Linked DNA regions of Homo sapiens: all the other regions are linked to region 1. The links are chromatin contacts, found by Hi-C or POLR2A ChIA-PET in ENCODE. All regions are on one chromosome and are shown on one strand. The core of a region is the stretch at or near the end of the contact, and the rest is flanking DNA. Distances in the headings are between cores, read along the strand shown.

The links. Hi-C counts contacts between places; a loop is a spot of excess contacts on that map. ChIA-PET counts read pairs that join two places held with the same protein, here RNA polymerase II (POLR2A). Pooled maps may share reads with other maps.
Region 2: a map of naive thymus-derived CD4-positive, alpha-beta T cell shows a loop between it and region 1 (39-fold over the local background). The contact joins the promoter of PPP1R10 here to the promoter of SKIC2 in region 1. A Hi-C loop is called at or near these places in 1 of 168 maps with a recorded cell type or tissue (naive thymus-derived CD4-positive, alpha-beta T cell) and 8 of 50 pooled maps. POLR2A ChIA-PET finds 5 or more read pairs at or near these places in 1 of 52 experiments (WTC11).
Region 3: a pooled map shows a loop between it and region 1 (7-fold over the local background). The contact joins the promoter of VPS52 here to the promoter of SKIC2 in region 1. A Hi-C loop is called at or near these places in 2 of 168 maps with a recorded cell type or tissue (dorsolateral prefrontal cortex and ovary) and 14 of 50 pooled maps.
Region 4: a pooled map shows a loop between it and region 1 (6-fold over the local background). The contact joins the promoter of RGL2 here to the promoter of SKIC2 in region 1. A Hi-C loop is called at or near these places in 2 of 168 maps with a recorded cell type or tissue (dorsolateral prefrontal cortex and ovary) and 14 of 50 pooled maps. POLR2A ChIA-PET finds 5 or more read pairs at or near these places in 1 of 52 experiments (Panc1).
Region 5: a pooled map shows a loop between it and region 1 (7-fold over the local background). The contact joins the promoter of KIFC1 here to the promoter of SKIC2 in region 1. A Hi-C loop is called at or near these places in 1 of 168 maps with a recorded cell type or tissue (Caco-2) and 6 of 50 pooled maps. POLR2A ChIA-PET finds 5 or more read pairs at or near these places in 2 of 52 experiments (HepG2 and activated CD4-positive, alpha-beta T cell).
Region 6: a map of dorsolateral prefrontal cortex shows a loop between it and region 1 (2.8-fold over the local background). The contact joins the promoter of RXRB here to the promoter of SKIC2 in region 1. A Hi-C loop is called at or near these places in 1 of 168 maps with a recorded cell type or tissue (dorsolateral prefrontal cortex) and 14 of 50 pooled maps. POLR2A ChIA-PET finds 5 or more read pairs at or near these places in 1 of 52 experiments (activated T-cell).

What each region holds. Positions count from the first base shown.
Region 1 is chr6:31,957,130-31,961,182 of GRCh38, reverse strand. SKIC2 (SKI2 subunit of superkiller complex) reads right to left here and starts at 2,008. Exons shown (of 28, transcript NM_006929.5): 1 at 1,969-2,008; 2 at 1,783-1,886; 3 at 1,064-1,173; 4 at 846-963; 5 at 637-751; 6 at 443-517; 7 at 89-142. The coding sequence starts at 1,990. It overlaps NELFE (negative elongation factor complex member E), which reads left to right and starts at 2,212. Exons shown (of 11, transcript NM_002904.6): 1 at 2,212-2,291; 2 at 2,729-2,811. The coding sequence starts at 2,737.
Region 2 is chr6:30,615,322-30,619,515 of GRCh38, reverse strand. It overlaps PPP1R10 (protein phosphatase 1 regulatory subunit 10), which reads left to right and starts at 2,273. Exons shown (of 20, transcript NM_002714.4): 1 at 2,273-2,292; 2 at 2,518-3,038. It overlaps MRPS18B (mitochondrial ribosomal protein S18B), which reads right to left and starts at 1,676. Exons shown (of 7, transcript NM_014046.4): 1 at 1,573-1,676; 2 at 1-23. The coding sequence starts at 1,650. RefSeq lists an enhancer at 1,447-2,015.
Region 3 is chr6:33,270,589-33,274,874 of GRCh38, reverse strand. VPS52 (VPS52 subunit of GARP complex) reads left to right here and starts at 2,999. Exons shown (of 20, transcript NM_022553.6): 1 at 2,999-3,289. The coding sequence starts at 3,200. RPS18 (ribosomal protein S18) reads right to left here and starts at 2,800. Exons shown (of 6, transcript NM_022551.3): 1 at 2,753-2,800; 2 at 2,149-2,247. The coding sequence starts at 2,755.
Region 4 is chr6:33,296,450-33,300,434 of GRCh38, reverse strand. RGL2 (ral guanine nucleotide dissociation stimulator like 2) reads left to right here and starts at 1,493. Exons shown (of 18, transcript NM_004761.5): 1 at 1,493-1,565; 2 at 1,784-1,980; 3 at 3,320-3,403; 4 at 3,659-3,837; 5 at 3,971-3,985. The coding sequence starts at 1,825. It overlaps TAPBP (TAP binding protein), which reads left to right. Exons shown (of 8, transcript NM_003190.5): 8 at 1-741. RefSeq lists enhancers at 1-325, 2,028-2,528, 2,615-3,142 and a silencer at 1,082-1,260.
Region 5 is chr6:33,390,092-33,394,431 of GRCh38, reverse strand. KIFC1 (kinesin family member C1) reads right to left here and starts at 2,609. Exons shown (of 11, transcript NM_002263.4): 1 at 2,435-2,609. The coding sequence starts at 2,446.
Region 6 is chr6:33,199,359-33,203,394 of GRCh38, reverse strand. It overlaps RXRB (retinoid X receptor beta), which reads left to right and starts at 2,730. Exons shown (of 10, transcript NM_021976.5): 1 at 2,730-3,153; 2 at 3,979-4,036. The coding sequence starts at 2,919. SLC39A7 (solute carrier family 39 member 7) reads right to left here and starts at 2,528. Exons shown (of 7, transcript NM_006979.3): 1 at 1,739-2,528; 2 at 1,482-1,650; 3 at 1,270-1,323; 4 at 968-1,132; 5 at 695-835; 6 at 289-485. The coding sequence starts at 2,149. It also overlaps the pseudogene RNY4P10. RefSeq lists enhancers at 1,496-1,997, 1,998-2,499, 2,500-3,001.

The sequences.
Region 1 (4,053 bases), core at 759-3,258:
CAACAAGGTCAACCTTGTCATGTCCATCTCTGTTCCTTAGGAGAAGGACATGACTTCTCCTACACCCCACTCAAAAACTAAAACTAACCTTTTGGTGCAAAGTCCATGCCTTTCTTGAAACCAGGTGGAATAGTAAGAAGATCTGTAGGATAGGGACATGAAATCAGGTCACTGCACACTGGTGAACAAATTGTGTACATTATATAAACCTAAAAGATACCATTTACAGGACAGATGCTGTAGATAGGGATGTTTGCTATGACACTTTCCCAACAGATGACAGTAAAGGTTGTTGTAGAAATTTCCCAGCAGATGACAGTAAAGGTTGTTATGGACAGAATATCTTTTTCTAATTTTCTCAAAAACATGGGAGGGCTAGCAGTAGCCCAGTGATAGCCTGGGCTCTTCCTCCTCAAGGCTCAGACTCAGAGCCCCACCTTACCTTTCTCAAAGTCTATCTCCTCCTCAGCCTCCTCCCGTGTGTTCAGATCTGTTATGGTGGGTTCATCCATCCCCCCTGGGAAGAGACAGGACAGACAGGGATTCATGGGATGAGGGTAATACGAGATAGGTGGGGAACCCTTCCCTGGAGATTAAAGACACCCTCTTCTACCATCCCATCTCCACAAGAGTCACCTGGCCAGAAGGGATACTGAGTTGGATTTCCCCATAAGGACTGGGAGGCTGGCCCTGGAGGCCGGCGAAGAGACAAGGAGGTTGTAGCCGAGAGATTTGTGTTCTCCAGCAAGACCTAAGGCAAGAGATCAGAGCCCCAATGAGGCTGAGCTTGTCTCTGACCACCTCCCCTTCTCCCCAACTGTTTCTCATGACCCCTGACCTCCTACCTCTTTGTAACCCAGTATCTGGCCTGTGGTTGGGTGTCTTTGGGCCTGTAGGTCGGATGGGACTGGGGCTCCCAGGACAGCCAAAAGAGACCAGGGATCCGTCTTCCTCTGCCATTTTCTGGAGAGAAAAATAGTAACTTTTGGGTCTTCTTTCTTCCTCTGTCCCAGCTTCCTTCAGGAACCCATCACCCTAGTCTAAGCCCCTCCAGACTCCTCACCGGGCTGAGTGCTCCACACCATGCAGAGGCAGCCAGGCTGGGGATGACAGAAACAACTGTTCTGCTTCTTGCTGCAGATCTGGGGCACAAGGAGGGAGGCCATGGGGAAGCTGAAACAAGGGCAAGATGAGAGGCATTAGGTAAGGAAAGAGGATAAAATGCAGACAAAAGAGATGATGGGACTTGTGTTCAGATCAGAAATGGCAGATGTGTCAAACAGACTAGGACAATCAGGCTTGGCCAAAAACTACCTGCTACTGAATTACCTGGGGCAGATTTTGGATTTCAGAAACATGGAGGCTGGACCTAGGAATGTGCATTTTTAAAAAGCTCCCTGGCTAATCATGAAGCACACTGAAATTGGAGACTCACTGATTTTAGAAAAAGGGGTCCCAGACCTAAGGATGAAAGGTTGGAGGCTCAAAGCCTATCATCTCAGTCACCAAGTGCCCTGGTGCTTGGATACAGAAGGGAGCTCCACGGAGAAATGCCACATTTGAAAGAGCAGCTCTCAAAGCAAAAATATCCCCAGCCCTTTCTGCTCTGTCCTCACATGTACTGCAGGTACACTGGGCTGTAATCTGTCCAGCACCCCTTCAGGCTGGGATGGACAGGAGTACAGGCACAGATGAACAAGGTTAAGCTAGATCCTACTGTGAGGAGGGTGAAGGAGGTTTGGACTCAATGCGGGTCAAAGGTTAGGGTCAAAAGTCACTCACGCTACTCTCTGGAGCTCCAGGCAAGTTCAGCAGCTCCCAGTGCCCCGTGCATCCGAGCTCCACGGCCCGAAGGGGTAGGTCCAGGGGATCTGGAGGGGGTAGCACTACGGGGAAAGGTCAAAAGTCAGGGGTCAAAGTTCATTCCATATCGGCTACTCCGTTCCATTTCCCTCCCCTCCCCCTCACCAAGTCGCTCTGTCTCCATCATCCTGGAGCCACAGCAGCTGCCTGGCAGCCCGGAAGTGCGGCAAGTAGTCGCTGCGAAGTAAGCCCCGCCCCGGAACGGGCGGAAGTAGAGGCAACTTCCGGTACAGCCCCGCCGAGAGCGTGAACTATCGCTGCGGAGGGGCAGACCTGGACCGGTGGAAGGCCGGGCGGAAGTGCGCGCCTGGGGCCGCCTTGGTTACCGCGTTTTCCGCTCCTCGCTACGTCATCGTTGTGAGCCCGCTATCAGCGGCCAGCGCGGGCGCGGCCGGAGACCGTGGGGCCCCCGGTTGCCGCCCCCTCGGGTAAGGCCCTCTGCTTCTCACTCTTCGGCCCTTTTTCTCATAGCCGTTTCTCTGTTCTTCCTCTTTGCGTTGCTCTGCGGGCGCTACGCTGGCTCCACCGCCTTCTCTGCCGTTCAAACCCCGCGGTTGTCCTTACCCTAGCGAGGGTAGGGGGGTCGGGTGCCATCGTCTTTCCGACGGAGTGGATATTTGTCCCTCCTTGAACCACATGGTACCTAAAGGTGCTGGTGTCTGTGATCCCTGGAGACAGGAGGGAATGCTGGATGATCCCGACCAGCGGGAGCTTGGACAGCAGCCTGGTTTAAGCAAGGGGTAGGGAAAGCCAAAGACAAGAGTAGGCAGACCTGAAGGGGTGGGGTTGGGTACAGTGTGGACGGCGTGTGAACCCCGGGTGGTAACAGTGGAGAAAGATGTCTTGGGCCCTGCCCCTGAACTAGGAGCCACCATGTTGGTGATACCCCCCGGACTGAGCGAGGAAGAGGAGGCTCTGCAGAAGAAATTCAACAAGCTCAAGAAAAAGGTGAGGGACTGTGTGTGGACATGGCCTAACCTTTCACAGACTCTGCACTCTGAGAAGATATGGGGTGAGTGTGAGCGAATGGGGAAGTTTTTCTGGCCCATACCTAGAGACATATCACCTCACAGTGTAGCTTCGAGAGGTGGGCTTTCCCAAGCCTTGGTGTGGACCTTCTGTCTTTTCTATGCAATTTGCCATGGATTGTCTTCCTTTCCCATGGCTTTTAGTACCGCTTAAGAGCTGATGATCCCCAAGTTTGTTTTTTCCAGTTCTATCCAGTGTTATACTGAAAAACTTCAGATACTCAGTGTTGAAGCTATCATCTTTCTATTCTTGATCTTCCAAATAAGATTGACTACACCAATTCTGCCACATGTTTGGACTCAAAACTCTGACTTCCCCACTATTTGCATAGTCAAACCTTTGCCAAGTCTTATTGTTTCTTCTTTTGAAGTAATTTTTCCTGTTTATTCTTCACTGTGCATTCCCCCGAGCAGGGCTTTATTGACATTCATGTGGGCCATTGTAATGGTCTCTCAACAAATTTCTCAGTCTTTTTTTTTGAACAGACTTCTTCACTCCTGTTCAAATGATCCATTGAAAACACAAAATTCTGCTCCCTCTGTTTCTCAAAAACCATAAATGGCTTCACATTGTCTATAAAAAAGCCTCAAAACCTTAGTTTGGCAGCCTTGTCTAGTAAAGTAGAACTATTCACTACTTCCAAAAGATGCATTCCCAAAGCCTTCTTATCTCTGCATCTTTGCCACCCTGTTTTCTTTTTCTAAAATACCCTTCTCCTCTCTGTGTTGTGCAGAGATACGGGAGAGGGCCTAGTTTAATAGCCATTAAACATCAGAAAATCTTACTAGCTTTCAGCTATGAATAATCTGCACCTCTTATAATTGTATTGCTAACTCAATGTATTTTATTTCTCAGACTGTAAGCTTCTTGAGGGTAGGAACAATGCATTAGCCTCCTGGATATCCCTGTTACGAAGTCATGGCTGGGCCTCATTCAATATGCAGGAAATAGATGGATGAAGCTTCCAGGAAAGGCACATAAACTTATACTTACTTGCAGCTTATATCCTAGGATTCTAGTCCATGATTGAGTTATTTGTCTTCAACTTCAAAAATGTAACACTCTGGAAAACCTCTGGGTTCCGTGGTTTGGTTAGATTAGGAATTTCCAGCATCATACATGATCTAGGGGACCAGAGGCAAGAGGCAGAGCACATCAGTG
Region 2 (4,194 bases), core at 1,024-3,523, 1.3 Mb after region 1:
GTGCAAAGAGTCTGGAGGGGAACCTACAAAGGAGAAGAAAAAAATAAAAGAATGAGTTTAAGGAAAGGACTAAATTGTTTTGCTTATCACACTTTGGAAAGGAGGAATGCACACATACTGCATTAATGGAATATAACAGGAATGCATATGTAAGTTAAGTATTTTTGTTGGGTTTAAATTGACATAAATCAACAACCACTCTCCTTTTCTACAATTGGATCCTGAAAGAAAAGCTAAGTTAGGGGATATATGCCTAAAAAACAATCTTATTTCAGAAGACAAATAAAAAGTCTAGTACAAGGCCGGGCGCAGTGGCTCACGTCTGTAATCCCAGCACTTTGGGAGGCCCAGGCAGGCGGATCATGAGGTCAAGACATCGAGACCATCCTGGCCAACATGGTGAAACCTTATCTCTACTAAAAATACAAAAATTAGTTCGGCGTGGTGGCATGCGCCTGTAGTCCCAGCTACTCGGGAGGCTGAGGCAAGAGAATCACTTGAACCCGGGAGGCGGAGGTTGCAGTGAGCCAAGATTGCGCCACTACACTCCAACCTGGCAACAGAGTGAGATTTCGTGTAAAGAAAAAAGAAAAAAAAATCTAGTACATAAAAGGTATTCTTGCTTTTTGGAAATAAATTGACTCTGGTGGAAGAATAAAGTAAGAGGAAGGATATCTAGGTTCTTGGAACTAAGATGTGTGGTGGGGAGGGGATGCAGAAGACAGGTGAGTCTCCAAATCAATCCAATGAAGTCACTGAGTTGCCCATTTTCATAAAAGCTGAAGGTCAACATTCTACAGGGCAGAACAAACTTGAGTCCTAACGCTAGTTTTAAAGCTACCAAGGCTGTTATTATTTCTGTGTTGACCTCTGTCACCACTCTTCAGTCCCACTTTAGGGAGTGGCAGCTGGGCAAGCCTTCCTATCTCACCGTGCCCCACCAAGAACCTCCAGAGAGGTGAGTACACAAGACTGGAGGGAAACCTCAATTCAAAGGACGGAGTTAAGCTCTCATAACTCCGATAAGAAACTGATTTAATAAAGAGAGCTGAGAAACTGTCCTCAGGTCGTAAGAATATATCCTGACCTTATTGAGAAATAGCAAGGTTGGTAGAAATTGGGATCCCTAATTTCCCCAAGGACATTCCAGAGCAACACAGATTTAGTCACCACTTGCATAGTTAACAGCTGGTTGTGGCGCTCGCTTGGGGAGTACATATGTTATGCTAAAATTGCAACGATACAGAGATTAGCATGGCCCCTTAATTAGTTAAATAATTTTTAAAAAGCTGGTTATGCATGACTGAGGGTGGACAGGGGTCAATTCCATCACTTAAGTTATTTTACTGAAATGGCATTTTGGAAAAAGGATGATACCTAACCCTGGCGTTTAGTCCTCGGCTCGGGATTAGAAAATGCGCGGGGTGTGGGGGGGGGGTTGCAGGAAGTACTGCCTAGACAGCTAAGACACACGTGGGAAGGTCTCCACTCGTGGATTCCTGACAGTGGAGCGACAACCTCGAGAAGGTATAACCAACTTGAGGTTGTGCAAAATGTCTTTCGAAGAGTTACCTGAACTCTGTGAGAACCTCGGAAGAGAGATAGCATAGGAAGCCGCCTCAGCACGGTGTTTAATACAGACGCCGCCATCTTGACGTACGCCCAGGACAGGAATTGACGGAAAGGCAACTGCGCATGCTTCAGGAAACTGAGTAGGGCAGGGCCAAGGACAAGCCCGCAGTGCGGAAGGCGGCCCCACGTTTGCGTCAGGACGGAAGCGTGAAAGGGAAGGCATGGGGGAGAAGCTAATTTCAACTGCGTCACAATCGAATTAGACCCCAAAATTGCGGTTTTTTTTGGCCAGTCACTACGACTCTTAGATCGCATTGTTAAAGTTTGCCTTTTAAGCAATTTTGAAGGCGATTTTTAGCGGTATCCTCTCAGTGCGCATGCGCTCTTAGGTTTCTACCAATCCTGGGTGAGAAATGTTCTCCAGGGCGGAAGTGGCGGAAGCAGAGGAAAGGGAGGTGCTAGGCTCCTGGTCACGCGCACGCGACAGGGAGGCAGGAAGGAGGCGGAAGAGAGTGCCAGGGAAAGGGGCGGAGCAAAGGTGAAGTGAGAGTAGCCAATCAGTTGGCGAGTTGTCATTTGGGTTGACCAATGAGTTCACGCCTCGCGTATAATGTCTCGCGACAAGGGCGTTTCACTAGCACGTTTGGGCGCGTTGGGCGGCGTCCGGGTATAAAAGACTCCACCCGAGCGGGCGGCCGCCATTCTGGGGTTCGTTTAGAGGTAAGTTTGCCTACTTTGTCGTCTAGTGGGTAAAATTTTGCGGAGAGCGTTGGATCTGGGAAGCGGGATAGGGATGGATGGGTTCATTTGAGAGCCACGGCTTAAAGCGGTTGCGATCAGGATGGGACACAGGTTTGTTTGGGGACAACAAAGATGGCATTTGTGAGTGTTTTGAAGCAACCCGTACTGATTACATCTTTCTCCCTTGTGTTCCTTTTATCCCAGGTTTGAATTTTCTCGGAGAAAGACAGGCCGGCCACGAGGAAAACAGAAACAAGCCGCAGCAACATCTAAGCCCTTGAAAGGATCCTGAGAGAGGGGGGAAAGGGAAAACAGCAGCCACCAGCCCAACCACTTGTGTCTTCTGCCCCTTCCCACCTATCTTGCCCACCCCACCAGCCCACGCTGCTTGGGACTTGAAATCTGTGGCCGAAGGACCGTCACTACATAACTTCAAAAATAATCAACCACCCTCCCTTCCCAAACCACCCAAATTCACTCATCCAGCGTTTACTTTTTTGAATCCACTCAGAACTTTTTTCTGCGACCCCCCTCCCTAAATGGAGTTGGGTGGGGGGGAAATGAATACTGAGTTGGCCTTTATTTTTTAAAAGACTTTTTGATCCAATGAGGCCCCCTAAATAATTGAGTTTTGGGTCCTGGTTGGTTGTTTTATTTTTTTTCCTCCAAAATTTTACCCCCTCCCCCCTGAGCCCGAGGTGCTGACGTCGCAAAAAAATTGGATAGTAAGTGTCGAATTTTCAAAAACCAGCCTTGCAACAAGAAATCAACGTTTCCCGTTGTGAAACCAAAAATAATGAGAGGAAGAAATGAGACCATAGAACAAATAGAGAACTGGAGAAGGACCAATCTGGTCACTTAATCTCCATTAAAAAGGGCCTGTGGGTCTAAACAGTCTTGTTCTCTCTCCCCTACCACCTATCTCTTCCCTGCCTTGCTGCAGGCAAAGAGAGGGTGGAGGGAGGGCCAGCAAGTGAGGATTTTGATGGTTAACCCTTGGTAATCCAGCCAATTTCCAGACTGCCAAAGCCATATGTGTTTATATAAGGAGGAATGGTTACCTTCCTCTGGTTAGCAGCAGTCTTCAAAAGGGTTAATGAGCTCACATACAAGAGATGGTGGATCTTGTGGCCCAGAAGTACCACTTCTTTGTGTGTGAGACAAGCAGGGTGCCTTTCAATTTGCCAGATTAATAAGCAATCTGTACATAAAGATTGCAGGGTAAGGAGATGGGCAGAGAGAAGTAATAGCTCGCTATAACTTTTTAAATGACTGTTAAATCCTCTCAATTTTAATGTAATTTGCTTGGGGTATATTTGTGTGGTTAAAATAGGTGGCAATCTAGGAATAAAGATTGCAAGACACTTAGGACAAAATATAATCTTAGTGCCAGTACATACAAGATAATAGTTGGGGAGGTAAAGAATGTCTTATAATTGTTGCAGATTGCATAGGTATTTAAAAGCAAAAGAGTGATTAACATTTTAACTTGATATTTTTTGGTGGGGGAGGTACAGTTAAATAGAGGGTGGAAAGGTTGGGAAATGTGGAATTTAGGAGTATAATTTTAAAAGCCATTTAGTGCAATTGAATGCTAGCTTTCTAAAAGATTTGTGTCGTTAAAAGGAATTTTTTTCTTCCCTGCTTCAATATGGCGACTTTCCTTGTCCTTTTGTCTTCCAAGCGGCGTTGCAGGTTGTGTCTTGACCCATTTTTTTTCCTGTCCTCCCACCTCAACCCTATTTGTTGAGAGGGGTCCAAGTCCTTCCTCCCCCTTTCCCTCTATAGGGAGGATGGGGGTGGTCGATGGTAGCCGGTTGAACCTCCGTTGCAAATTCAGTTCTTCCCTGCAGAAAATTGTTCTTTTTAATATTTTAATTG
Region 3 (4,286 bases), core at 1,750-4,249, 1.3 Mb before region 1:
AAGGAGGAACTGAATACTGAGCCCTGCCCCTCATTTTGTCCAACTAGAACATCAGAATGTGGCCCTATTTGGAAATAAGGTCGTTACGGAAATAATTAGGTAAAATGACGTTATATTTGATTAGGGTGGGCTCTAGATCCAATGACAAATCATGAGAGAGACACGAAGAGGACCATGAGATGACAGCAACAGATTGGAGTAATGCAGCTACAAGCCAAGGAACACTAAGGATTACTGACAACCACCAGAAGACAGGAAGAGGCAAGGTAGGATTCTTAAGTGCCTCCAGCGCCAAGAGTAATTTTCTGCTTAGTTTATATGAACTTGTTACAGTAGGCTCCAGGAAACTAAAACAAATGGCAGTTCCTATCTGCAAGAAAGAGATCAAGGGTTGGCTTCACCGTGGCTCATGCCTATATGCCTGTAATCCCAGCACTTTAGGAGGCTGAGGCTGGAGGATCACTGAGCCCAGGAGTTCAAGACCAGCCTGGACAACACAGCAAGATCCAGATTAGCCAGATGTGGTGGTGCACACCTGTAGCCCCAACTACTTGGAAAGTTGAGGTAGGAGGATTGACTTGAGCCCTGGAGGTCGAGGCTGCAGTGAAGAGTGATTCCGCCACTCCAGCCTGGGCGACAGTCTCAAAAAATAAATGTGGCTGGGTGCAGTGGCTCACGCCTATAATCCCAGCACTTTGGGAGGCTGAGGTGGGTGGATCACCTGAGGTCAGAAGTTTAAGACCAGTTTGACCAACATGGTGAAACCCCATCTCTTCTAAAAATACAAAAATTAGCTGGGCGTGTGCCTGTAATCTCAGCTACTTGGGAGGCTGAGGTTGCAGTGAGATAAGATTGCACCATTGCACTCCGGCCTGGGTGACGGGGTGAGACTCTGTCTCGGGATAAATAAATAAACATGACCAAGGGTCAAATTATTAGGTTGATTCAGAAGAGAGCAGGGTCTTTCAAATTTATTAATTAAATGACGAGGTTTCACCATGTTGACCAGGCTGGTCTCGAACTCCTGACCTCAGGGGATCCGCCCACTTCAGCCTCCGAGTGAGCCACTGCACTAAGCCTCAAATTTAATTATATGTTTACAAGTGAAAAGATTTACTTCAAAATGGGTGTGGGAAGAGATATAGATGAAATAAGATTTCTAATTTTTAGTTAGATACATCCATGAAGGTTATTCTCTATTACACTTATGAATGCTGCACCTCTACTTAAGCCTCACAGCCGGTCTCTGAAATAAGTACAGTATTTCACACTGCCTTATTAGTTTCACAGAGCACCCAACAGAAGGAATTTCCCTCTACAAATTCCTCAACAGAGCCAACAGTATCCCTACTACTATCCATTCCCTAACGTCGCCTAAGTACCTACCATGCAACAGAAGCCAAGAAGACAGGCCTAGCCCTGCACGCATGGACACATACTGGTAGGCTATTTCCACAACTAACTACACATTCTGACTTAAGGGAAAAAAAAAGAACGTTATGTATCTAGAAAGCCAAGAATTCATTAGGTTTGTGGAGAGAAATACTCAAGTGAAATAATATTCTTGCATTCATTGATTCGATTCTTAAAAGCCAAAGAAAGATGGATGTACTCCTTCACACTTCGACAGGAAAGGAGTGTCAATTATGGCTCATCTGAGTAAATGTCCCACTCAGACTTCTTCCACCCTCCATCTACAGGCTTCTTCACACTTTTTATCTGTTGGTATTTCTACTTATCCCTCAAGATGCCCAATAATCCTCCAATTCTCAGGGAATATAAATTTCGCAGGAAGGGTTGCTGTTATGATGGTGGGATGGGTAAAGAAACCGAATCTAGAAGAAATCTCACAAGCTCGTGGTTCAGGAAAATCTTAGCGAATTCGGGTGAGCAACCATACCTCCTCCCCACTTCCCCAGGTGAAATGTTTTGGCTTGACCTTAGACCACTATCTTGGCTTTAATCACTTATTTTCTGTGGTAAATGCTAAAGGGGTCAGTCTCTCCCTAAACCACTTTCTTTTCTTAATCCAGCAGTCAAGGTGATCTGGATGAGACTCAAGTCTCCCCAGCCTTGCTTCATTTTTGCTTATGTCTTCACAACCCAATTCTCATTTACATTCCCTATTCCTTACCCTACTTCACTTACCTTAATGGCAGTGATGGCAAAGGCTATTTTCCGCCGCCCATCGATGTTGGTGTTGAGTACTCGCAAAATATGCTGGAACTTTTCAGGGATCACTAGAGACTAGTTGAAAAAGTACGGGGGAAGAAATCAGACACAGTAAACTATCAAACAGTAAGGCCGATAAGGCAAACGAACTTCATACAAAAAGGTTAAGCCTGTCACACAAGTGGCAAGACACCCGCCCCCCATTCCTTAGGTTTTCACACCACAGAGCAAACTCCTCAGTCCTGCAGAGTAGGCACATGAAGCGTTCAAGCTTGGGAAAATGCAACCTCTGGAGAGAGGAAGCAGGTCTCCTGCCCATTCCCAAAAGTGCGTGGCAAAAGCCAGAGTTCCCCATATACGCCCAAGCCTTAGACAGCTTTCGTGCGCCCGAGCAGTGACCCTTCCTCGGGCCCGCTCTCCGGAATTGGAAATCTTTGGTGTCCCTTTCCAGGGACGCGATCCAAGGCTCCATACAGAAAGTCGCAGGCCCTCAGGGCAGGACGTTTCCAGAACCCTGACAGCCGGCTTTCCTTGCCCGAGCTGCGATGCCGCTGGATCACGGCACGGATTCCAGTCTTACCATGGCTGCAGCACAAGCGGCGGCGTGTAGGCCTCCTGTGGAAGAGAGAGCGGAAGTGACGCGATATCATTATATAGCTTCCAGGAGGAAGAGGCGGTGCGATCTAGGAGAAGTGCTTCCGGAAACTGTTTCAGCGCGACCTGGCTGGATTTATGAGAGTATGGCTTGGGTACCACAACTTCCGGTGCGCCTTTCTTTACAGTTCGTAAGGTTCATAGGTAAGAGAACAGCGAAGGTTCCGGGGCTAGTTTGTGTTTCAGACTTCCATATTTCCATTTGCAGTTGGGTGAAGTGGTTAGAGCTGAAAGGGGACAGCTGGAGTCAAACAACTTAACTCAAATATCTGGGAACGATTTCGCGCTGAGGAAGACCCTTTGGGACTTGTAGCTCCACTCCGGGGAACGGACTCGCCGGGACTGACAGTTGCCGGAAGTGAGGCTGCGGGGAATGGCCGCCGCTGCGACCATGGCGGCTGCGGCCCGGGAACTGGTGTTGCGGGCTGGGACCTCAGATATGGAGGAGGAAGAGGGCCCGCTGGTGAGAGCGCGGAGCTGTTTCTCCTCCGTAGTTCCGGTGCTCCTAGCTTCAGAAAGACCTGAGCTGGGTTTAGGCACAAGGGTGGGAACTTGGCTGCTACCCGTGATATTACCTGTTTGGCTCCCCGTACCCTTCCCTGTGATCAGACCCGACCCTGAGCGGGACCCTAGTGGCTGAAACTCATGTTCTGGGGCACAAAATTTCAACTTCACTCCACATTTTGGGGTAGAGTCACGAAGTAGTATAGTGTAAAGGTTAAGAACATGGCCTCTGAAGCCAGACTGCCTGAGTTCTATCTCTGCCACTTACACGCTGTGTGCCCTTGGGCAAGTTAACCAGCTTCTCTGTGCCATCATTTCTCACACCTTTAAGGTGAGGAAGATAGAACCTATTGTATACATCGTCGTTAGGATTAGATGAATATGTGTAAGATTGCACCTGGCATGCAGGTAAACACTATGTGTTTTGACATTTCTAGAAAGCCTGGGGTTCCCCAGAGGTGTGATAGAACACCCAAGATGGCAGGAGTCTGAGGGTCTTAAATTTAAGTGCAAGTTCTGCTCTATCCTCTGCAATTCCTAGCTTTCCTCATTCGGTCATCTCCACTGCACTTTTTTTTTTTTTTTTTTTTTTTTGAGACGGAGTCTTGCTCTGTCGCCCAGGCTGGAGTGCAGTGGCGCGATCTTGGCTCACTGCAAGCTCCACCTTCCGGGTTCACGCCATTCTCCTGCCTCAACCTCCCAAGTAGCTGGGACTACAGGCGCCCGCCACCGCGCCCGGCTAATTTTTTGTATTTTTTAGTAGAGACGGGGTTTCACTGTGTTAGCCAGGATGGTCTCGATCTCCTGACCTCGTGATCTTCCCACCTCGGCCTCCCAAAGTGCTGGGATTACAGGCGTGAGCCACTGCGTCCGGCCTCCACTGCACTGTCTTGTCTTTTACCTTTTTTTGTTTTCTTTAGACGGGTTTCCCTGTGTTACCCAGGTTGACCTTGAAC
Region 4 (3,985 bases), core at 244-2,743, 1.3 Mb before region 1:
CCGCCTCGGCCTCCCAAAGTGCTGGGATTACAGGCGTGAGCCACCGCGCCCGGCGGCGAAACACGATATTGTACTAACATCTTAATTTTGTTATAAAATCTCACAAACCCCCTGACATAGTCTCAGAGATCTGTAGGGCCGAGGTTACATTTGGAGAACCCGTACTCTAGGGCCAAATCCATTCTTCTTGCCCTGGCTCACTTGTCCCCCCCACCGCCCCGCGCTGGAGCCACTGCCTAGTTCTTCAGCCCTAGATGGTGCTCGCCAGACCTCCTCTCAATGCTCATCACACACAGGGCTATTCCTTTCCTCCAATGAACCAAACGCCTCCCGCCCACCTCCAGGTCCCAGTCCTCTGTTCCCTTTGCCTGGTCCACCCTTGCCCTCCCTGGGTCGCAGACGAGGTCGGCCTCGTCATTCCCCGCAGACCGCCGCGCGTCCCTCTTGTGCGGTTCACCACAGTTGTATTTAAGTGATCGTGTGAGTCGTCGTTAAATGCCTGTCTCCCCGCGGATCATGGGCTCCTCGAGGACAGGGACTGGCCTGTCTGTCCACTGCTGTAACCCCGCGCCGGCATAGGGACCTAAGGCCCACTGGAGGGCGCTCATCAAGTAGCTGCTGGATGTTGACGAAGGAAGCGGCGGCGCAGCTCAGGGATCTCCGAGTCAGGACGGTCGGCCAGACCCACGGGGTAACGGGTCTAATCGTGTAGGAATAAAGCTGTATTCCAGTGCTTCCAAACGGTTCTCTCATTCCAACCCCTTTCCAAGCTCAATGAATATTCCAATCACCTCTGGTCCCTTCCAGTGACCCTGAACCGCTCAGAGAACGCCCCGTCGACACCGTTCGGGGCGGGCGCCACTACTGGCGCATGAGATGCGCTCAAGCAGAGGGTACTCCACCAGCGAGGATACACCGAGCCGACGGGGATCTCGGTCTCGGCGCCGGAAGCCTCTGAGAGCCGAATCTGGAACCGGATGTGGCTGCTTCCTGCCCCGCCCCCTGCCGAGGGGGCGGGAATCGAGGGCCCTTCGGAAAACCCGGCCGGGATTTCGGTCAGCTACATTCGTGGGTTGTGGTAGGGAGGGTAATCCCGTGGGGATGGAGTGACCGGCTCTCTCTCCGCCTGAAACGCTTCCCGCGGGAGTTTTAGCCGTGTTATTGTTGGGGAAGGGAATGTCAAATTCTGCTCCTGCCTTCCCCCAGGGGCTGGAGACTGGAATCTTTATTCCAGTTCATTGCGGGTCGACGTGGTCTCCAGAATCCCCGAGTGTAGAGGCGGAGGACAGTGGAGCTGGGGACTCGGGCGCCTGGGTCCTGGTCCCTGAGCGTCCAGCGCTCCCCTAGTCCGCGGCCCTGGCTCCTGTCCTCACTTCCTTCCCCTTTTGGCTCCTGCTCTCGGAGCGGGCGGACGCGGGGGGGAGCGGAAAGGGCGGGAGGGCCCAGGAGCCCGGCGGGGGGGTTCAAGGGGGTACGGAAAAGCCGGGGAGGGGACTCGGTCCGGGGCCGGAGACCGACGGCAACAGCGGCTCAGGACCCACGCTGCCCCCACCCCTCCCGAGCAGGTCAGAGCCTGAGCACCCTGCGCGTCCCCGTACTCGTGACCTCCTCCTTCCCCAACAGCACCAAGGGCCCCCCTATTCCACCCTTCTGTTGCCCCCTCCCCCAACCTTCCTGCAGAACTCCCTTCCGGTCTTCTTGACACCCACCCACGTCCCTTCCCTGCCCGGTTCCCCCGCGCCTGCCTGACTCTCCACCCCCACCCCACCCCGTCTCTCCCCAGGCGCCCCCATGGCCCGACCCCGCTGATTCCTTCACTCGGCCATGCTCCCGCGGCCCCTGCGGCTGCTTTTGGACACGAGCCCCCCCGGGGGAGTCGTACTGAGCAGCTTCCGAAGCCGGGACCCCGAAGAGGGTGGGGGCCCAGGTGGCCTGGTCGTGGGCGGGGGGCAGGAGGAAGAGGAGGAGGAAGAAGAAGAGGTGAGACGCGGGTGGTGGGAGGTAGGGGGCGTATGTATTTCTGAAGTCTCCACTTTTCTCTTGTCTCTGGGTCCCTACATCTCCTCCTCCTTGCCTCAGTTATTCTCGCGCCTCCCTGGGTGTCGGCCCGTTTCTCTGCTGCGGGGAGTCCTGGCGTCTCCGTGGTTCTCTGTCAGTGTGACTCAGGACCTGCCCGCAGGAACCTGCCCTGTTCCTGCCTGGAACTTCTGGCTGGCTGTCCTGTCCCTGCGGGTCTTTGGCCCTCCACCTCTGCCTGCCTGAGTGTGCCTACCTCTCTGAGCAGTCGTGTCTTGGTCCCTGTCTCCCTCCTTGTTTTTGTTTGGCGGGGAGGGGTTTGTTTCCACAGTAACCAGCTCCTCTGACTCTGGGATTGGGGAGGGAACCCTCAGATTTCGTGACCCCTCCTTCCCTCTCTCCCCCTTCCCCCCGCCCCCCCGCCCCGCCCCGGTCCTGGGTAGAGGCCGGGAAGCCACGGTTCTGGGACCTGGAGGAAAGATCCTAGGGTGGGTAGAGAGTGGTCATCTGTTTTCATTAGGGATTAATGGTGGTGGCCAGGAGCAGGATTTCGGGCCTCAGGAGGGGCCAGAATTTGGATTTGGGGCCCCGAGGCCCTAAACTCCTAGGTCCAGATCCTAGGTGAGGGCAGGTTGACTGGCAGGGCTGGTTTTTCGGGATCGGTCGGGGGAGGGGCTGGGGCCACGTGACTCTCTGAGTCTACCGCCCCCAACCCCCTATCATCCCACTTCCCCTTTTCCTTCCTGTACTGGGATTGGAGCTGCTACCTTCGGGGGTCCCTTAGGGCTGAGATAGTGGAGGCGCTACCCGAGGGACCAGGGTGAAAGGGGTCCTGAAAAAGACTAATTCTCTGGGCTGGTATAGTCCTTGGCCGGGAGGGGCGGGGCATGCGGCAGTGCCTGGACTGAGGTTTCAGCTACCCCTAGTCGCTGCCTCTGGCTTGCTGCCTCTCGCTTCCCTCTCCTGCCCTTTGTACCCTGCTTCTCTGTCGTGTGTGGGTTCAGCTCTGGGGAGAAGGGGCTTTGGGGGTCTCCAGGATCAGAATTCCTGTACTCCATCCACGCCTCCACTGCAGCCCCTTCGACTCCACCGGGGCCCTGAGGCGGCTGGGGTGGGGCTGTCTGGGCCCCAGTGGGGGAGACCTGGGGTCACCAGCTCCCCCAACCCTTCCTCGCACTCGCTGGTACTATGCCCTGCCACCACAGGTGAGGGGTACAGAGGGAGGAGCAGGGCCTGGGGTGAAGGCTGAGGGCAATGGGGGGTGGTGTGGAACTGTCTGACTTCCCCTTCCTTGCTCCTCCAGGCCCCTGTGTCCGTCTGGGATGAGGAGGAGGATGGTGCCGTGTTTACCGTCACAAGCCGCCAATATCGACCTCTTGATCCCTTGGTGAGATCATGACTTTAGCTTCTCACCTCTGACTCTTCATTCCCAGTTTTCCTTCCTCTGGCTGACTTTCTGGCCAGAGTGCTAGGTTGGAGTTCTGGAGTCCTGGACTCTGCTGTGTGACATAGGCCAAGACTCTTGCCCTCTCTGAATATCAGAAAAATGAGTCTGGAACATCTCCTGGGTCTGGGATTGTCCTCAGAAATCTAGGTGCAGAGTGGGAGAAAGGGTTAGCGATCATCTCTCTGTGTTCTCCAGGTCCCTATGCCTCCCCCACGTTCCTCCCGACGGCTCCGAGCTGGCACTCTGGAGGCCCTGGTCAGACACCTACTGGATACCCGGACATCAGGGACTGATGTGAGCTTCATGTCAGCCTTCCTGGCTACCCACCGGGCCTTCACCTCCACGCCTGCCTTGCTAGGGCTTATGGCTGACAGGTCAGAGTCATAAGGGACGCAGGGTAGTGGAGTATCTGCCCGGATTTCCTAAAGCCGCAACATCCCACCAAAATAGTCAAAGCCACTGAGGGTTTGGGAAAAATGGACAGATAGATCCTCTTCTCCCCCTCAGGCTGGAAGCCCTTGA
Region 5 (4,340 bases), core at 1,360-3,859, 1.4 Mb before region 1:
TCCTTTTGCAGCTTTCTCCATCTCAATTGATATAACTCCATCTTTCAGTTGCTCAAGCCAAAAACCCAGAGTCCTCTCTTTCTCCTACATACCACATCTAATCTGTCAGCAAAGCATGGCTGATTGTACCTTCAAAATATATCCAGAATCCAATCACTTTTTACTGTTTCTTCCACTGCTATCACCCTGACCTAAGACACCATCATCTGGCACCTAGATTATCATAAACCAGTGGTTCTCAACTGGGGGTGATTTTATCCCCAAGGTGACATTTGACAATGTCCAATGCAGTCCTGTACACTGTCAGATGCCTAGCAGCATCCCTGCCCTCTACCCACTAGATGCCAGTAGCAACCCCCCACCTAGTCACGACAATAAAAAATGTTGGCCAGGTGCAGTGGCTCATGCCTGTAATCCGAGCACTTTGGGAGGCCGAGGTGGGAGGATCATGAGGTCAGGAAATTGAGACCATCCGGGCTAACGCGGTGAAACCCTGTCTATACTAAAAATACAAAAAATTAGCCGGGCGTGGTGGCAGGCGCCTGTAGTCCCAGCTACTCGGGAGGCTGAGGCAGGAGAATCGCCTGAACCCGGGAGGCGGAGGTTGCAGTGAGCCGAGACCGCGCCACTGCACTCCAGGCTGGCGACAGAGCGTGACTACTTCTCAAAAAAAAAAAAAAAAATGTTGCAGGGCACGGTGGCTCATGCCTGTAATCCCAGCACTCTCGGAGGCCGAGGCAGGCGAATTGCTTGAGCCCAGGAGTTAGTTCCAGACCAGCCTGGGCAACATGGCAAAACCCTGTCTCTATTAAAAATACAAAAAATCAGCCAGGCATGGTGGCAGCTGCCTGTAGTCCCAGCTACTCAGGAGGCTGAGGTGGGAGGATCACTTGAGCCCAGGAAGTTAAGGCTCCAGTGAGCCATGATCATGCCACTGCACTCCAGCCTGGGAACAGAGAAAGAGAACCTGTCTCAAAAAAAAAAAAAAAAAAAAAAAGGCAATGGTGCTATGGTTACGAAAATCTGGTGGACCCAACAAATCTTATCTCTCTGCTTAAAATCATCCAATGATTCCCCATCTCACTCAGAGTAAAAGTCCTCACAACGACCCCCACAAGGACAAACTGTGATCAGCAACCCCACTACCCATTACCTGACTTCCTTTCCCACAACTTTTCCCCTTGCTCACTTCATTCCAGCCACACTTCCCTCCTTACAACTCTTTAGGGACTCTGCTCTAGCAGATTCCCTCTGCCTGAAATGTTCTTCCCTCACTATCTGCTTGTCTGTCTCCCTCACTTCCTTCAAGTCTTTATTCAACTCATCTTTTCCATGGGGGTTACTGAGACCACCCTATTTAATACTCTAACCCGCCAGTTGGCCTCCCCTATGTCCTCAACCTTGAATTTCTCCTTTTCTCCACAGCACTTACGGCCTTCTGGCAGTTATATAATTCATTTATTACATTTATTGTCTGTATCCCCATAGAATGGCAGCTCCACGATGGCAACGATTTGTCCCTTGTTCACTGCTGCATCCTAAGTACCTACAACCACGCCTAGCATGTAGTAGGTGCTCAATAAATACTTGATTAATAGATCTGAGAAGGCTTTTACTACTTCTTACTGTCACATAATACTACTCTGCTCTCTGGTTGTCACGAGAGAAAGAATCTCTCTTAAGGCTGAATCCTAACTTCAGGGAAACCTGAACGTGAAATACTAGTAAACAAAGGATTCAGGCAGACCTTTCCTGGCACCAGAGATAAGTACACTCCAGCTGTCACACACATTCATCTCTCTTCACTGGAGACAGGAAGCTGCATATGGTTGTGGGGTGCAGCAGGGCACCATTTAAGAGAAAGAACTAAATCAATCAGTTTCATTGGGCAGGAATCTGCACAATTTGGGAAAGGAGAGAGAGAATGAGAAGTCTTTTGGCCCAGATTACCCTACTCTCCTTCTCCCTTTCCTACACTCCGAAGCAGCAGTGATAAGGAGAGGCGATTAACACAAAAGGACCTCAGCAAGGATGTGGCCTCAGACACCATGTCCCCAAAAGGAAGAAGTCATATCAGAACTCTCCCTTCTTACACACTGCAATCACACCCTGAGTAGGAATAAAGAAGTGGAAATGTGTCAGACGAGCCTGAGAATTCGAAATGAGAAATCTCGGAGACATGAAAGTTAAGGGAGGGGCTCCAGAAACTTGAAGCTAGGGGAGGGCAGACAGACGTGCCTTCCGACCTCCCCGGGTGCTCTAAGCCGTCTCCACTCCTGCCTCCGCCCCTTTCCACTTGTGCGGGGGCGCACGGACCTTCGCTCTCCCGGTAGACATGACAAAGGCCGACCGGGAGCCGGGGGCGCGACAGCATCGGAGCGGTCAGCCTTCGTCCCCATCCCCAGGGCAGGACACCTGCGCCGCCCCTACTCACCTGCGGATCCATGTCCACCTCGGTCCCACACGCGCCGGGGGAATGCAGTGGAAGAGAACTGGGTGCCGGGGATCCTGGGACTCGCGTTCTCTCGCCCGCTCGCGAAGCAGGGTAGAGAACTCGCACGGCTCCGGCCGCTACCAGCCCCGCGCCACACCCGCCACTTTTGAATTCCAACGGCCACCACCCACTCTCACCGCGCTCTGCACGCAGGGACCAATCGTCGCTGTCGCCACAGCCGAGGGCCAATCGCAGCGTTCTCCGCCACCCGAAGCCACACCCCGCCCGACAGGCGCCTTGTCTTTTCTGTTTCGCAGGCGCAGGAGAGGTAGGCGGATTAATTCCACTTCCGGTGCCACTTATGCTTCTCACCCCTCCCCTCCTCTAGCGGCAATAGTGCTGGACTTCCGCTCGGCTCCCCGCCGTCGCTCGCTACGTCAGAAAATGCGTGGACGTCGCCGCACGAACGCAACTGGCCAAGCGAAACTGGTGGCGGCCGGAGGAGAAGGGGCGGGGACGCTGGAGGAAAGAAATGACGCGTGCGCAAACGAGGACCCGTGCCGGGAGACAGGCGGGACTAGCGCCTCCTGGTGACTGCAGTAGGGAGCGCACTTGTTTTCCGTCGACGTGATTGAGGCTCCAGCGCTGCCTCTCCTGGTCGTGGTTGACTGGGCCCGGAAGTGGCTCCTGGAGCCCTCACGTGGATGTGAGTGGCCTGGTCTGTTCATTCCCTGGTAATGTTGCCATTTCTCACCAAATTTAGGAATTTTTGCGCTCCATTGAAGCCTGACAGTGGGGATTCAAAGCTCAGGAAAGAACTTTTCTTTATAGCCCTCTTCTCTCAGCCAGCCTACTTACCTGGGTGCTGTTACTGGTACTGGGCTCAGGGCCTTTGGAGTCTCGAGCTCGGGGAAGATTTACTGCTTCCATTTATGGAGTATTTTATGTTTTGCAGATTGTGCACCTGTATTATCTCGTCTTTTAATCACGAAAATTCACTGAGTTCCTACATTGTGCCACATTCTTTGTAGAGATGGATGGAGACAGGTTCAGAAAGATTACACAATAAGGTCACACTGCTGGTTAGGAATGGATCTAGATTCCATTAGCTTCAAAATCCAAGCTATTTCTGTTAACTCACGTTGCCTCTAACAGTCTCGGTGACAAGAGCAACCCCTTACGTGTGAATAGGGTGCTAGTTTGCAAAGTCGTTCTACCATATTTACTCATCCGAGTTTCCATCCAATCCTGGAGGTAGTCAGGACAGGGTTTTATTTATGAAACCGAAAGGCAGGGGCCTCAAGCATATGTTCGGGGATTTGGTGTGCAGTTGGAAATTGGCAGGTCTGACACCCGCGCTGCCGTCTTCTATCCATTGCTTTAACTTGGCTTCAAACAAGCTTGTAGAGAGAAGCAGATTGTGGGGAGACACACTGTCTGAAAACCATGTTGCCATCCCCCCAACCTTTGATATCCTGGGAAAACTCCAAAAAGCAAGAGCTTGAAGAGAACACAGTAAAAAGAAAAGGAAGAAACTAGAGAAAACCAACAATGGAAGGTAAAGGGGGATAACTGAGAAGGGAGACCTGAGAAGAAACATATAGCAAAAGATATTTATCAAATTAAAAAAAAATTTAAATGGAATGGAGAAATATAGACCCATTAGCAGATTAAAGGGGGAAAATGTATTCATCTCAATTGATGCAGCAAAGTCACTCAAAATATTCAACACCCGTTGATATTTTTTTTAAAACTCCAGAAGCTGATAAAGGACATCTTCAAAAATTTCGCAAAACACATCACCATAATGGGGAAATGTTGAAAGCGTTCCTTTCAAGATGGGGAACAAGGCAAGGATGCCTGCTCTCAATAATCCTCATCAATAAAACAATGGAAGTTGTAGCCA
Region 6 (4,036 bases), core at 1,481-3,980, 1.2 Mb before region 1:
AGACAATTTCTGAAAAATCTTAAGAGATCAGAGGTCCTTTCCACAGACTTTCTGATTGAGTAGGCGTGTGTGTGTAAGACTCCACTAAACCATTCAGATGGTTTATAGACCAGTTTAAGAAATACTGAGCTAAAGGACAAAGTAACCAGAACTTCTTCCCCCTCATTTCTAGAGGACTTGTCAATGACAGTATGAATTGTTTGGAACTAATAAGAGGCTGTTTGGGTTTAGGGTGAGTGAGGAGAGATAAAGGGTTTGAGGCAGCTGTGTTTGGCAGACATCACCAACCTGCTTTTTGCTGCAGCCAGACTGGACCAAGATGGCAAAGTCTCCGACCTCGTGGGGCACTTCATGTAGCAGGACAGTCATTGTGGTCAGGATCCCTAGTCCCCGGCCCCCTCGAAAGGAAGCCCCAATGGCCAGACCATCAGTGAAGTTGTGTGCCAAGTCAGCAGCCAGATTCAGGTACCCCGACACACGCAGGTCTTGTACAGGACAAGAAGAGAAAATGATCAGAGGCTTCCATCACCACTTGTTCCAGTCTTGGTCAGCTATTCTCACACCTCCCCTCAGAGACCACTTTACACCCAGTCCTTTAGTGTTTCTCAGATACCTGCCATTACCCACAGCACATATTCCATGTGATTTGTGATGATGTCCCTTGCCCAAATTTATCACCAACTCTGGCCCTTACCTAAGCCTCTTTTTTCTTCTTCAGCGTTCTGAGGTCTCACTGGCCCATCTTTGGGTACTGTGCTCCCTCCTCGCCTCTTCTGAACCCCTCTTGTTTCCTTTTCTTCTTCCTCTGAGCTCTGCTTCTCCTTGGTAGAACGCTCTGAGGGAAGAAAAGAGTTGGTCAGAGTGGAGAACAGATCTTCCAACATGTCCTCTCCCTCCTGAGGGCCATAAGATGAGGAGATTCTGAGGCAGGCAAGTCAGCTTTCAGGAAAGTTGTTCCTGGGCTCACCTTGTCTTCCATGTCCATGACTTCCACGTGTATGACTGTGAGCGTGTCCATGTCCATGACTGTGACCATGTCCTCCTTTCACATGTCTCACAAATTTCTCCACGACAAGAAAGGCAACAATTCCACTGAGAACCCACAGTCCCACAGACAGAATGGGGCCCTGGCCTGGGAATGGAGGCATTGAGACATTAAGGGAGATGTGCATTCCAGACTCCTCCTCCTCAAGTGCGGGAGGTGAGGAATAGGGAGAGACGGACCTTCCCCAGCACCCCAACTCCCATCCCCATCTGTCTCTTCCTCACCACTGTGGGAGTGTCCATGTCCGGGTTGCTCCAGAGTGTGGTGAGAATGAGGTTCTGGAAGAAGGGGGGAAAACCAGATGAGGGAATATCTGACACAATGAGTGTGTATTTGGGGGAATATCGAAAGGTCAGGGATCATAAAGGAGAAAGAACCCTTTTCCTCCAAAGAACGAAATAGGTTAGATTTGAGGTAGAAGTCAGAGGTTACTTACCAAGAGCATGAGGAATGAGGTGCAGGAAAGCATCTCCCAGGAGCCCACCGGAAGCAAAACTGAGCAAGATCTGAAGTAGAGAGCGATGCCGGGGAGAGTTCGACTCCACGGGGATAAGGAAGAGGACAAAAAATGGAGCTGCTGAGATCAGCACTGTGGCCCCCAGTGCCTGGTGAGGGAGAGTCAAGGTCAAGTACTGTGGAGTTTCCCAACAATCCAGAACCAGCCCTTCTCTCTCCCATCCCCTGGAGACTCACATAAGCCCAGAGAGTGACAGCATCCAGGTCCTGCTTGATGCCTGGAGCCCCAGACTCCCCATAGCCTCCATGGCTATGCTCATGGTCATGTCCATGTCCTCTGTGGTAGAGGCTCTCATGGGAGTAGCCATGGCTATGGCCATGGTGTAAATCCTCATGTGAATGTCCATGGTCGTGATCGTGGGTATGTCCATGCCAGATGCTCTCGTGAGTGTGGCCATGGCCATGGGCATGGCTGTGGCCATGGTGGAAATCTTCATGTGAGTGCCTGTGGCTGTGGCCATGGAAGTCCTCTTGCAGATCGTCGTGCAGGTCGTCATGACCCCCGAGTCCAGCCACCAGAAGCCCCAAGGTCGCCCAGGTCAGCAGTCCCACGGCCACCCAGTGGGGGGCCCCCAGGCCTCTGGCCATCACGCTGACCAGAGGGACAGAGGCAGTGACTCCACTTGACTCAACTCTATACCTACACAGGGTCCGCTTTACTCCAATCGCGCCCTCCGTCCACCTCTATGGGCCGCTCTCCCATTCCCTTAAGTTCCCACCTACATTGTTCCCAAGACTAGTTCTCTTTATCCCGAACCACCTCCCGGATGTAGGGCCCTGGGACACTAATCTTTCACCAGCCACTTTACAGACTCTCTGGGCCCTCGTCTCTACGACTCATTAGGTGAGGAAAAGGCCTGGAAAGGATGGTAGAGAAAAAACAGAGAATTCTCACCGGCTCCGGGATCCTCTCCTTTCCCGGTTTGCTTGGACGTGGCAGTCCCGCCTTTAGATCCCGCGAGAACAGGAAGTTCCGTTCCACCTTCGCCCTAATGCCTTTACCAATATGGCGGCACTCCGGTAGCGACGAATCCATCCTGCACTGACACGCATGCGCGAGTGTGGAGGTGATTTGAGGGGAGGGTGGGCGAGGCGGGCTAACAGGCCGGAGGAGACCGCCTCCTCGGTTTCCAACTAGACGAGGGGGCGGGAACTCGCGCCGAGACTTCCCGTCTGTACAAAGATGGCTGCCACATTGGCGCTGTCATTTTGGTACTGAGCAGAGCGACGGGCTTAATTCGACCCAATCCAGGCCAGAGTCTTTCTCTCAGGGGCTTCCTCGTGCTCAGCTAATCCTCCGATCAATCCTTGGGAATCCCTGGGACCTCTTCGGTATCCCTACTCTCAGCCAGGGATCATGTCTTGGGCCGCTCGCCCGCCCTTCCTCCCTCAGCGGCATGCCGCAGGGCAGTGTGGGCCGGTGGGGGTGCGAAAAGAAATGCATTGTGGGGTCGCGTCCCGGTGGCGGCGGCGACGGCCCTGGCTGGATCCCGCAGCGGCGGCGGCGGCGGCGGTGGCAGGCGGAGAACAACAAACCCCGGAGCCGGAGCCAGGGGAGGCTGGACGGGACGGGATGGGCGACAGCGGGCGGGGTGAGTGCCCCAGCAGAAGGGCAGGCGAGCCAGTGACCGCTTTATCTGCGACCCCTCCCCCACACCCTCCCCCGGTGCTCTTTTCCTTGCGCTCCCGCCCCCTTGTTTGTAAACACGCGTCCCCTCCCTCCCGAGGGCCTTAGCACCCTCCCCCCCGGGGCGGGGCGGGGAAGGGGAGCTTCCGCCCTCCTAGCTGTGACCGCTTGAGGCCTTGGGCACCGGAGGTCGCGGGCCTGGGAAGGGCACGATTCCTCTTAAACCTCAGGACTTTGGGCGTTTACAGGCAGATCCTGCGTCTTAGGAGGGGTCTCTCCTGCCTGTCTCTTTCCCTTGCACGCTCTGGCTACCTGGCTTTACGCTGGGAATAGAGGGGCTCGATGGTCTACCCCACGTGCTGCCCCACCCACGAGACAGGTGTGGCTTTGGGATGACCTGGTATTCATTCAAATGGATTGGTTGGAAAATTTTCCTCACCTGAACTATCCTCCTCTCCTTGTCAACTCCCTCCTCTCACCACAATGAGGAGTTACGCTGTTTTTGGGTTTTTTTAGCCAGTCAAATATAGCAGTGGGAGGTTGTATACCAATTTTAGTGACACAAATGTTAATAAGTTCTGATAACCCACTACCATCGGACCAGCCGGAGTTACACTGTTGTTTGACAGCAGGGTGTCTCTGAACTTGGGGATGGGTGGAGTGGGCTGGGTCCGGCACGGTGGGGTATTAGAGAATTAAAGTCTCTAGTTGGATGTTTGAAGACTCATTTTCTTTTTTTGTCTCTTCTGTCTCTTGTGTGTCTGTGTGCCTGTACATACCCCTCCCTCAGACTCCCGAAGCCCAGACAGCTCCTCCCCAAATCCCCTTCCCCAGGGAGTCCCTCCCCC